Regions from separate parts of the Homo sapiens genome. Here region 1 is linked to region 2. A link is a loop called in an ENCODE intact Hi-C map of the cell type or tissue named here. Cell type or tissue: heart left ventricle. All regions are shown on one strand. Links, peaks and the distances in the headings refer to the core of each region. The heading gives the core; the rest is flanking DNA.

Region 1 (4,763 bases), core at 2,264-4,763, 130 kb before region 2:
ATTTTTTGTATTTTTAGTAGAGAGGGGGTTTCATCATGTTGGCCAGGCTGGTCTGGAACTCCTGACCTCAGGTGATCCACCCGCCTCGGCCTCCCAAAGTGCTGGGATTACAGGCATGAGGCACCCTGCCTGGCCTGTACAGGGTTTTTTTTTTTTTTTTAACCTGATTTTTTTCCCCAGTGTACTATTAGGGATTTTTTTTTTTCCTTTTTTTTAGATAGGGTCTTACTCTGTCACCAAGGCTGGAGAGCAGTGGGGTGATCATAGCTCACTCTAGCCTCCATCTCCTGGCTCAAACAGTCCTACCTCAGCCTCCCAAATAGCTGGGACTACACGAGTGCCCCACCATGTCCGGCTATGTCAGGGAACATTTCAACCACCTGAAATTTTGAATTAACCTCATCTGAATACAATATGGTGGAAATAATTGACAAAAGTATACTTTTTAGATGGAATGACCAAATTGATTTATCTTTGCTTAGCAAAAAGTGGACAGTTGAATTGAGATCTTCACACTTTGTGGCGATTGCTTTGTTGGTGTGGAGATTGCTTTGTTGGTGTGGAGATTGCTTTGTTGGTGTGGAGATTGCTTTGTTGGTGTGGAGCACTGTCACAGTGCTCCTTTTTTGGAGATGGTGAGTCTGTTGGTTCATGACATTTGGGTCCTGTGAATATGCCAGGGATCCATGCTGAGCGCGGTGGCTCACGCCTGTAATCCCAGCACTTTGGGAGGCCCAGACGGGTGGATGACCTGAGGTCGGGAGTTCCAGACCAGCCTGACCAACATGGAGAAACCCCGTCTCTTACTAAAAATACAAAATTAGCTGGGCGTGGTGGCACATGCCTGTAATCCCAGCTACTCGGGAGGCTGAGGCAGGAGAATTGCTTGAACCCGGGAGACGGAGGTTGAGGTGAGCCGGAGATCGTGCCATTCCAGCCTGGGCAACAAGAGCGAAACTCCGTCTCAAAAAAAAAAAAAATGCCAGGGATCTCTCTGAGCATCTCATGTAATCCTTGCTATGGTCTGAAGAGATGGTTAGTAGCAGGGATCCCCTTTCACTGTGGGAGAAACAGCTTGGGTAGATGAATTGGCTCTGCTGTGGGTTTGTGTGTTGTGAAATTCCCTCTTTATGGCTTGGGAAGATTCGGAATAGCCTCAGGGCCACGGAAGCAAGCCGGTGAGAGAGCTGCCAAGACTGTGGTGCACTTCATCTTTTTTTTTTTTAATTAAAAAAAAAAATGTTGTGTAGAGACAGGGTCTTGCTATGTTGCCTAGGCTGGTCTCGAACTCCTAGATTCAAGGGATCCTCTCACCTTGGCCTCACAAAGTGTTGGGATTACAGGCGTGAGCCACTGTGCCCAGCCCTTAGGTCATCTTTATGTAGTTAGGGTGTTGGGCACAAAAGCCAGTTTTTGCCTTTCCATAAAGAATGAGTGTTTTGGCTGGTCGCAGTGGCTCACAGCTATAATCCCAGCACTTCGGGAGGCTGAGGTGGGCAGACACTTGAGGCCAGGAGTTCGAGACCAGACTGGCCAATATGGCAAAACCCCCATCTCTACTGAAATTACAAAAATTAGCTGGACATGGTGTTATACACCTGTAATCCCAGCTACATGGGAGACTGAGGCATGAGAATTGCTTGAATCCTGGAGGCAGAGGTTGCAGTGAGCCTGGGCCACAGAAGGAGATTCTGTCTAAAAAAATAAATAAAAGAGTTTTTAAATGATCCCTGTTGTGGTGAGTGTTTAGCTCTCACCTGGCTAAAGCAGCAATTGGGCAGGCTGACTGAAAGGCTTTGTGCTCTCTGGGCGTGAGCGCAGTGGCAGGGTGGCATTCTGTCCCTGTGTGTTGGGTGGTGAGCAGGAGCGAGTGTGTGCACACCCCTAAGAAGCAGTCCTCATCATCCAGACAACCTCAAAAGGGGGTTTGACTCCGTGAGGTGATGTGTGCGCAGCGCTTACAGCTCTTTGGAAACCCACTATTTTCTGCATAAAAGGTATTGAGGTTGCGTACTTAACTGTAAATTTCTATCATGTTATCTTTCTCCAGTGGTCACTAAAAACCATGTTATAGGTGTTTGCTGCATTTTCATGGACAACTGGTACATCTACTTATCTACTTATCTGCTCTTGTTTTTTTTTTTTGTTTTTTTTTTTTTGAGATGGAGTCTTGCTCTGTCGCCCAGGCTGGAGTGCAATGGCGCCATCTCGGCTCACTGCAGCCTCTGCCTCCCGGGTTCAAGCGATTCTCTTACCTCAGCCTCCTGACTAGCTGGGACTACAGGCGCCCAGCACGACGTCTGGCTAATTTTTTGTATTTTTAGTAGAGATAGGGTTGCATCGTGTTAGCCAGGATGGTCTCCGTTTCCTGACCTCATGATCCGCCTGCCTCAGCCCTCCAAAATGCTGGGATTACAGGTGTGAGCCAGTGCCCCTGGCCTAGTTTTTTTTCTTTTTTCTTTTTTTGGAGGCAGTCTTGCTCTGTCACCCAGGCTGGAATACAGTGGTACAATCTTAGCTCACTACACCCTCCGCCTCCTGGATTCAAGGGATCCTCATGCCTCAGCCTCCCGAGTAGCTGGGATTACAGGCGTGCACCACCACGCCCAGCTAATTTTTTTATTTTTAGTAGAGATGGGGTTTCACCATGTTGTTCAGGCTGGTCTCGAACTCCTGACCTCAAGTGATCTGCCTGCCTTGGCCTCCCAAAGCGCTGGGATTACAGGCCTGAGCCACCATGCTGAGGCTATTCTAATTGTTACTGCCGATGTCGATGGTACGTGGCTGATAACTCAGAGCCTTGGCTGGGTGTATTTGCCTTACCTTTGCCATTTTTGAGGCTTGGGAAAACACCTTGAATTGTAATGATTTTGAGTGCTGGGTTTTATAAATGTTAAAATGTTTTAGAATGCAAGCACCAACTGTCTAGTGGAGTTCTTGTGTCCTTTCTCTGCAGGTATTTGAAATATCTCACCAAAAAATATTTGAAGAAGAATAATCTACGTGACTGGTTGCGCGTAGTTGCTAACAGCAAAGAGAGTTACGAATTACGTTACTTCCAGATTAACCAGGACGAAGAAGAGGAGGAAGACGAGGATTAAATTTCATTTATCTGGAAAATTTTGTATGAGTTCTTGAATAAAACTTGGGAACCAAAATGGTGGTTTATCCTTGTATCTCTGCAGTGTGGATTGAACAGAAAATTGGAAATCATAGTCAAAGGGCTTCCCTTGGTTCGCCACTCATTTATTTGTAACTTGACTTCTTTTTTTTTCTGCTTAAAAATTTCAATTCTCGTGGTAATACCAGAGTAGAAGGAGAGGGTGACTTTACCGAACTGACAGCCATTGGGGAGGCAGATGCGGGTGTGGAGGTGTGGGCTGAAGGTAGTGACTGTTTGATTTTAAAAAGTGTGACTGTCAGTTGTATCTGTTGCTTTTCTCAATGATTCAGGGATACAAATGGGCTTCTCTCATTCATTAAAAGAAAACGCGACATCTTTCTAAGATTCTCTGTGGGAAAATGACTGTCAATAAAATGCGGGTTTCTGGGCCATTCGTCTTACTTTCATTTTTTGATTACAAATTTCTCTTGACGCACACAATTATGTCTGCTAATCCTCTTCTTCCTAGAGAGAGAAACTGTGCTCCTTCAGTGTTGCTGCCATAAAGGGGTTTGGGGAATCGATTGTAAAAGTCCCAGGTTCTAAATTAACTAAATGTGTACAGAAATGAACGTGTAAGTAATGTTTCTACAGGTCTTTGCAACAAACTGTCACTTTCGTCTCCAGCAGAGGGAGCTGTAGGAATAGTGCTTCCAGATGTGGTCTCCCGTGTGGGGCCCAGCAATGGGGGCCCCTGATGCCAAGAGCTCTGGAGGTTCTTGAAAGAGGGGACACGAAGGAGGAGTGACTGGGAAGCCTCCCATGCCAAGGAGGTGGGAGGTGCCCTGGAAATAGCTGCCTCATGCCACTTAGGCCATGACTGGATTTAATGTCAGTGGTGTGCCACAGTGCAGAGGCTAGACAACTGAAAGGGGCTACCAAGGCTGGGAAAAAAATGCAATTGTTGCTGTGAGTGACTTTGAAAGACTCTGGTGCCTTGTGGTGCCCTTCTGAAATTCAAACAGTAATGCAAAAGTGTCTGCATTAGAATTTACGGTGTCTAAAATTCATGTTTTTAAAAGAGCTTGCCTACAGATGGTTTCCACACTTGAAATTGTGCCCTGCGAGTTGCATAGCTGGAAGTTCAATGCTCAGTCCTACCTTGGCTCCCATTAAACATTTGGTGCTCTGTGGATTGAGTTGAACGTGTTGAGGCTTTGCAATTTCACTTGTGTTAAAGGCTCTGGCATTTTTCCATTTCTATGCAAATTTCTTTGAAGCAGAATTGCTTGCATATTTCTTCTCTGCCGTCACAGAAAGCAGAGTTTCTTTCAAACTTCACTGAGGCATCAGTTGCTCTTTGGCAATGTCCCTTAACCATGATTATTAACTAAGTTTGTGGCTTGAGTTTACAAATTCTACTTGTTGCATTGATGTTCCCATGTAGTAAGTCATTTTTAGTTTGGTTGTGAAAAAACCCTGGGCTGAAGTTGGCATTTCAGTTAAAAGAAAAAAAGAAACTAGTCCCAGATTTGAAAACTTGTAATAAAATTGAAACTCACTGGTTTTCTATGTCTTTTTGAACTCTTGTAATCGAGTTTTGATCATATTTTCTATTAAAGTGGCTAACACCTGGCTACTCTTACTGTACGAGGCTTTG
Region 2 (8,086 bases), core at 2,173-4,672:
GGGTTCAAGTGATTCTCCTACCTCAGCCTCCCGAGTAGCTGGGATTACAGGCATGTGCCACCGCGCTCGGCTAATTTTTTGTATTTTTAGTAGAGACAGAGTTTCTCCATGTTGGTCAGGCTGGTCTTGAACTCCCGACCTCAGGCGATCCGCCTGCCTTGGGCTTCTAAAATGCTGGGATTACAGGCGTGAGCCACCGCGCTTGGCTGACACTGGACTTCTAAGCAATCAGTGGGTTTATTCTTTGCCGGAAAGTCTGTATAAAACACACAGCCCTCACCAGTCACTGCCTGGTCATCTAGTGGGTGAATTTGGTATTTTATTTTTACCACCGACTTATTTTACTGACCTACCCTTATTTTCCATTTTCCCCATATTTGCTATTATTTATTTTAAAAATTTCATGGTAGCAGATTAATTTAACAACGTCACCTACAATCCTTTTTGGAATAAGGTGGGGTGGAGGGTAATTTTAAAAAGAATTCAATATAATTTTTGCATTATGCACATTATATTCCGTTATAATCTGTGAAAATTGGTGGCAGAGATGATTACTCTGTATCAGTGCATGTTACCTGGGAGGGGTTTTGTTCCCCAGGGAACACTGGGCAGCATAGGGAGGCATTTTTGGTTGTCCCAACTGGGCAGGAGGTGCTACTGGCAGTAGGCAGAGGCCACGGATGCTGCCCCATGACAGAGAATTGTCCAGCCCAAGTGTCAATGGTGCCAGGGTTGAGGAGGCCTGCTCTGTTACCAGCCAGAATCTGGGATGGTGTCTCCCTGATCACATCGTCCAGACAAGGGAAGCCTGGAACATTCATGTGTGGGGACACGCCCGGCCCGGTGCTGGGATGACAGGCGTGAGCCCCCGCCCGGCCCGGTGCTGGGGTTACAGGCGTGAGCCACCGCCCGGCCCAGTGCTGGTAGGCTTTGGTCAGAGGCATGGAGCGTGGCTGGTTGACTTCAACCTACAACCCATTTCTGGTTCTTTTTCTGTCTCTCCGGTACCTGCTGTTGATAAGATGAAGCAGCTAGCTCTTGCTGTGATTCACTGGAGAGCAGCCACCCCCATTAAAAGCTCTGCTCTGTGTCCCTGGAGTGCACCACAGACAGCATCCCTGCTGTAGCGGAGGCTTCCGGCTCAGTGCCTGGGGTCCACTCCTCCCCCTTGGGCCTGGAGAGGCTGGAAAGCTGGGGCCGGCCAGCTCCTCCCCTACAATGGCAACAGGCTCGCAGTGGAAGGGGGCGGATGCCCTCTCATGCACAGAACGAGGCCTGTGGAGGGCTCAAGGTCTGGAGAAGGTTTTAGATATGGCTTTTTTTTTTTTTTTTTTTTTGAGACGGAGTCTTGCTCTGTTGCCAGGCTGGAGTGCAGTGGTGCGACCTTGGCTCACTGCAACCTCCACCTCCTGGGTTCAAGCAATTCTCCTGCCTCAGCCACCTGAGTAGCTGAGACTACAGGCACGTGCCACCATGCCCAGCTAATTTTTGTATTTTTAGTAGAGACGGGGTTTCAGCATGTTGGCTAGGATGGTCTCGATCTCTTGACCTTGTGATCCGCCACCTGCCTGGGCCTCCCAAAGTAATGGGATTGCAGGCGTGAGCCACCACGCTTGGCCTGACATGGCTTTTAAAAGCACAGCCTCCAGCAGCTCCTCCGAGAGTGAGACTGAGGGTCTGCATCCTGCAGAGACCGCCTTGTCCGTGCTGAACGGAGTGTGGTTTACACCCAAAGGTGGCTTCTTGCCCAAGGAAGGGCAGAGGATGTTGAACAGTTGAGGGGCTGCCCCAAAGGAGCAGTTTCTAAGAACAAAGGGAGGCAGGGCCGGTGGCCTTCCTGGAGGAGGAGTCCACCAGGAGAGTAAGAGCTGAAGACCCCATAGGGGCTAAGTGCTGTGAGTGTGGCTTCCTCCAGCTGGGGCATGAAGCAAGGGTCCCTGGGAAAGGCCTGAGCCACCCGTGTTCAAGGCCAAGTCAGCCAGCAGGAGAGCGCATCAGCGGTGCCCAGGAGTATGGCAGGGCTCCAGGGAGAAGGTGGGATCCATGTGGAATTCCAGGAGTGTCCTTCTCCTGAGAGCAGAGGCAGGAGGGCAGATGGCGGGAGCCTGTGAGGCAGCAGCAGGTTCTGTGTCTGGAGTAGGGTGACTCACTGGCCTTGCCAGAGGGCGCATCAGATGGTGGGAGACTTGACACGGAGGGACAGTGGGAGGCCGAGGGAAGGAGGAGGCCACAGGACCGATGACAGGACATGTGAGCCTTGCCCAGAGCGCACATCCCACTGGCGGGGCCCATTCTGTGGTTGGGCTGAGTGGACTGTGCTTGAAGCTGCAGGTGATGCTAGGACAAGGCCTCCTGCAGGCCATGTGTGTGCTTCCCGGGAACCGGCTTTGCACGGTCTGCAAAGCCAGTTCCTCCTCCTTCCTCTTGCTCACCAGGACCTCATGGCCCCACTCACTTCCAACTCTAGGAGCCCAGAAAGGGGAGAGAGGCCCGCGGCTGTGAGATGGCCGGCTCTGCTCTGAGTTGCTGCTGTTTCCCATGCAACTCTCCAGCCCCAAGCGAGCACCTCTCTTTCTCTTCCTCCTTCTGTCCTCAGAAGCACCCTTTGAGACGTAACAAGACCAACAACAATGACCACGGCGCCAGCACATGGGTGGTGCTCCCTCTCCTTGCTTGTCCGAAGAGCCTCCAGGGGAAGATGCCCCAAACCTCCAGGAAGGGGCCTGGGGATCGGTAGTGTAACAGGTGTGGCTGGGCACAGTGGCTCATGCCTATAATCTCAGCACTTTGGGAGGCCAAGGTGGGTGGATCGCTTGAGCCCAGGGGTTCCCAGCTAGCCTGGGGAACCTAGTGAGACTCATCTCTACAAAAAGCACAAAAATTAGCCAGGTGTGGTGGTGCGCACCTGTGGTCCCAGCTACTAGGGAGGCTGAGGCTGGAGGATTACTTGAGCCCAGGAGGCTGAGGCTGCAGTGAGCTATGATTGCACCACTGCACTCCAGCCTGGGCGACAGAGCAAGGCGCTGTCTCAACACAAAAAACAACAAAAAACAGGAAAAACAGGTATGGCCCGTGATTCCTGTGGCCAGGTCAGCTCCAGAAACACCTAGCACATCATCAGTCGGTTACAAGGCAACCACCCAGTGCAGGAGTCTGGGTCTCTCTGCCTTTCCTCCCACCTCTCCTGCAGCAGCCCTGTGGGGGAGGGAAGGGCTGTTCTGTCCCTTTAGGGAAGCTGGGGCTGGAGAGGCTGGGGCTGCAGACGGATGCTGTTTCCAGGCCTGGGATGACCATGACCACCGAGGCTCCAATGTGGTGCCCGCTGCCAGCAGAAGCCCTCCCAGCCCCGACCCAAGCCCCACACAGCTGCCAGCCGTGGTCCTGGGCAGGCCCTCAAGGAGAGCACTGGGCCTGCCAGCTGGCTTTCTCCCAGCCCCTGCGTCTGGCCCGGCAGCTCTTCCGGAATGACTGGCTGCTCGCCTCCCTCCCTCCTCCTGTTCCTTCCTGATGCCTCCGCCCCTTGTCTGCGCGGCACTGAACTACATCTCTAAGTGAGACTAGGTGCACGAGTGAGACCCCAAGATGGATAGACAGGGGACAGTCCAGGTGCCTGGACAGCGACTGCTGTGTGGGAAGGTCCCTTTTCCAGGGACGGGAAGGGCCTGCATTTCTCTCCCACAATGAGCCAAGCCTGGAGCTTTGAGTTATGTCACCTGGAGCTTATTTAGTCCTCAGGACAATTCTGCTGTAGTGACCCCGGTCTCCACTTTCCGGGTAAGGAAATCGAGTCATGGAGAGGCCAGGGGACTTGTCTGAGGTCACACAGGTAGCCGGTGGGAGCCCGGGTTCCTCCCAGGACACTCAGGGATGTCCCCGCAGGCTCAAGGTGTTGAGTCAATCCTTGGGGCCTGTGGCAGGTCGAAATGTGTCCCCAAAAGACAGTTGAGATCCTAATTCCTGATACCTGTGAGTGTGACTTTATTTGGAAACAAGGTCTTTGCAAATGTAATCAAGTTAAGATGCGATGGTCCTGGATTAGGGTCAGCCTTCAATCCAATGACTGGGTTTTTGTTTTTTGCTTTTTGTTTTTGAGGCAGGGTCTTGTTCTGTCACCCAGGCTGGAGTGCCAGTGGTTCGATCTCGGCTCACTGCAGACTCTGCCTCCTGGGCTCAGTGATCCTCACTTCAGCCTCAGGAATAGCTGGGATCATAGGCACTTGCCACCATGCCTGGCCATTTTTTGCATTTTTTGTAGAGACAGAGTTTTGCCACATTGCTCAGGCTGGTCTTGAACCCCTGGACTCAAGTGATCCACTTGCCTCAGCCTCCCAAGATGCTGGGATTATAAGCATGAGCCACTGTGCCTGGCCATGACTGGTGTTCTTATAAGGAGAGAGAGATTTGGAGACAGAGGCCCACAGAGAGAAAATGGCCATGGGACGGCAGAGGCAGAGGTTGGAGCGATGTGGCCACAAGCTGAGGAATGCCCAGGCCTGCCGGCACCACCAGAAACTGGGGGAGGCAAAAAGGACCCTCCCTGGGGCCTTCGGAGGAAGTATGGCCCGGCTGCACCTGGCCGTTGGACTTTCACCTCCCAGAACTGGGAAAGAAAAAGCTTCTGTTGTAAACCACCCAGCTTGTTACAGCAGCCTCAGGAAAGTAAAACAGGATCTTTCCCAAGATGGACCCCGTTCCTTGGGGACCCCTCTTTCCCAGGATGCACTTGGCCTTGTAGACAGGTTAACTTGCCATCCCCCCTGGTCTCTGCTGTTTTTCTCCTTCCCCTCCTCCTGCCCTCAGTGCCCTCCTTCCCGCCTGTCCTTTAAGACACACCTGGATTCCCAGCTCTTCCCAGCTGGAAGTGATGGCCTATGGTTAACTGAGCAACTACAGTCTGCTCAATGAACCTGGCAACCAACCAAGTACTTCCTGGTGAACCTGAGCTTGTGGTAAGAGCCTGGGATCTAGAGTCAGAAAGCACAGGAAATCAGGACTCCTGCCCTGCCAGGAGTTCATGACCAAGGGTCAGTGCCCAAGGACCGCAGAGGCTCCCTGCCATCCACATCTGGACTGCAGAGAGAGCCTCAGACCAGCTTCCAGTCAGTCCTGTCTTCCCACCATCTAGGATGCAGCCCGAACGAGACATGTGCTTTGGAAAGTAGATTAAGACCAAGACCACGCAGCGCCTTCCGACCTAAACTCACAGAGGCTGGGGGTGTTCCGGGTGCCAGGGACAGACAAAGCTCTGATCTCAAAGCAGTGCAGATGGGCAAAGAGCAAGGCAACCGAGATGGAGGAGGGGTGAGGAAGACACTCACTCAGGAGAGGGGCTTCTGATGACTTCATAGGTGCTTGTTTAGAGTGGGTGCTTGGGACAGTCTCTTTGGGGACCAAGCTTAGATGTGACAATGGGAAGGAACCAGGCCACGTCTGGGGAGGCAGCCTCCAGGAAGAGGGAACAGAAAGTGCGATGACCCTGTGGATGGAATGAGTTCCCCTTTGGGGATACAGAAGGAAGGGGCGGCGTCCAGAGCCTCCTGAGCGGGAGGGAGAGGGGTCCGAGTTGAAACCAAGGAGGCAGGCTAGGGCCACGTAGAGCCTTGCGGGGAGTTTGGGTTCACTCCCAGCACCATGGGGAGCAGAGGAAAACACAGCTGAACTGAGGGCTGGTGTCCAGTCAGCACAGTGTGGGCCCGGCCACAGCTTCTGGCCTGCCATTCTGAGGCCACATCTCTGAACCCTAACGTCCACAGGGGAGGGGAAGTGTGTGCTAGGCCAGCTGCCCTCACCCTGCTCCCTCATGCTTACACAGGGGCTGTGTGGATTTAAAAATTCATCTTAAAATTCTTTTTAACAGCAATAATTGAGGACAGTTTAAACAATGGGGAAGTGTAGGCCGGGCGCGGTGGCTCACGCCTGTAATCCCAGCACTTTGGGAGGCCGAGGCGAGTGGGTCACTTGAGGTCAGGAGTTTGAGATCAGCCTGGCCAACGTGGTGAAACCCCGTTTCTACTAAAAATACAAAAAATAGCCGGGCATGGTGGCTCGCGCCTGTAGTCCCAGCTACTCGGGAGGCTGAGGCAGGAGAATCGCTTGAACCCAGGAGGCAGAGGTTGCAGTGAGCTGAGATTGCACCACTGCACTCCAGCCTGGGTGACAGAGTGAGACTCTGTCTCAAAAAAAAACTGGGGAAGTGTAACAGGCATGCTGCCGTCCACCTCCATCAGCTACAGCTCAGTTCAGCTGATGAAATGCCCAGGCCAGGGGCACAGCTGGTTTCTTGCGGCACCGGGCAGTGCCTATCCCCAGGTATCATCTTTTCTATATTCATATTTAAGACCAAGTTTAATGGTGACCCAGCCCAGTCGCTGACGGAGAAGAGGTAAGCACAGAATAAATTTATCTGGGATCTTTAATAACTGGTGGTCTGAGTCACGGAGCATCCCACCCACCCCGTCAACCCTGGTGCAGCAAAATGAAATTCACCAGATAGAGTGAGGCCACCACCCTCCCCGCCCCACCTTCACCCTGACCTGGGTGTAACAACAACCTCTGGCCCATCAACTGCTAAAGGGACTTTGTTGGTGGGGTGAGATGGCTCATGCCTGTAATCCCAGCACTTTGGGATGCCAAGGTGGGCAGATCACCTGAGGTCAGGAGTTTGAGACCAGCGTGGTCAACATGACAAAACTCTGTCTCTACCAAAAATACAAAAATTAGTCAGGCATGGTGGTGCATCCCTGCAGTCCCAGCTACTTGGGAGGCTGAGGCAGGAGAATCGCTTGAACCTGGGAGGCAGAGGTTGTAGTGAGCCGAGACTGTGCCACTGCACTGTAGCCTGGGCGATACAGCGAAACTCCAACTCAAAAAAAAAAAAAAAAAAAAGCGTTTGTCTTCTGGTCTCCTCCACTCCCTGAGAAGCGAGATCCCCAAGGGCGTTTCAGCCCCACAGTGGGACCTGCAGTGTCTCCGAGGCTGCTCAGGCATTTTCCTCGGGGCTTCAGGCAAATAAAAGATATGTTCTCTCCACCTGTGTTAGTTCCCTGCGGCTGCCATTACAAAGATCCCCAAATTAGAGGACTTACAACAACAGGAATGTCTTCTCTCCCACTTCTGGAGTCTGAAGTCCAGGTGTGGGCAGTGTTCCCTCCAAACACCCTCATGAGGTGTCCTTTCCTGTCCCTTCCAGCATCTCGTGGCTCCTGTTGGGGCAGGAGACCAGGGTCTGGAGGCAGGGAACTGAAGGCCAATTCCCGCTGATTTCCTATAACTAAGTCAAAAGGAAAACCCCAACTTTCCACGCCCAAGTAACAAAAGAACCAGAGGCTACTCTCTTTGCATGGCGCCCCCTTTTCTGTGTGGCAGACGAAAAATGGAAAATACCTCTGATTTGTCCCCTCCCGCAACCAATCAGGCTGGCTGTGGGCCAAGTCTTCATTTGCATAGAAGTGTAACTTTGTAACTTCATTTCAGCCTCTAATTGGTCACTTTCTGCAACCAATCAGAATGATCACAGGCCACTACTTCATTTACATAAGATGTACACCAGGTAACCAATGGGAAACCTCTAGAAGGTATTTAAACCCCAGAAAATTCTGTATCCAGGTTCTTGAGCCGCTTGCCCACTCCCATCCTGTGGAGTGTACTTTTGTTCCATCTTGGCTCACTGCAACCTCCGCCTCCCAGGTTCAAGTGATTCTCCTGCCTCAGCCTCCCGAATAGCTGGGACTACAGGTGCCCGCCACCACGACTGGTTAATTTTTGTATTTTTAGTAGAGACAGGCTTTTGCCATGTTGCCCAGGCTGCTCTCGAACTCCTGGCCTCATGTAACCCACCCGTCTTGGCCTCCCAAACTGTTGGGATTACAGGCGTGAGCCACCTCACCCGGCTGCTTTTGTTGCTTCATTCTTTCCTTGCTTTGTATGTGCGTTTTGTCCAATTCTTTGTTCAAGATGCCAGGAACCTGGCTGCACACCCTCCACCGGTAACACCGAGACTCCTCAGAGTCCCTTGGGTTGTGGACCCGTCACTCCACTCTCTATCACCACATGGCCTTCTTATAAGGACACCAGTCGTAGGAATTAG

The links. Hi-C counts contacts between places; a loop is a spot of excess contacts. Peaks named below come from ENCODE experiments on the same cell type or tissue, not always from the same donor. Only the 100,000 strongest peaks of a DNase experiment are listed, where the experiment ranks them.
Region 1: a loop joins it to region 2, with 3 times the contacts of the local background. A loop is called at or near these places in 48 of 110 quality-filtered maps.

The regions. Positions count from the first base shown.
Region 1 is chr1:6,185,010-6,189,772 of GRCh38, reverse strand. It overlaps RPL22 (ribosomal protein L22), which reads left to right. Exons shown (of 4, transcript NM_000983.4): 4 at 2,957-4,753. The coding sequence ends at 3,101. Among named protein-coding and RNA genes, the nearest start is that of CHD5, 7.1 kb to the right of the region's middle. In heart left ventricle, for the core only: a CTCF peak has its summit at 3,801 (motif pointing right); no DNase peak of the experiment used is centred there.
Region 2 is chr1:6,054,153-6,062,238 of GRCh38, reverse strand. All of the region lies in intron 2 of KCNAB2 (potassium voltage-gated channel subfamily A regulatory beta subunit 2), which reads right to left. Among named protein-coding and RNA genes, the nearest start is that of KCNAB2, 12 kb to the right of the region's middle. RefSeq lists an enhancer at 1,672-2,172. In heart left ventricle, for the core only: no CTCF peak of the experiment used is centred there; a DNase peak (open chromatin) is centred at 3,438.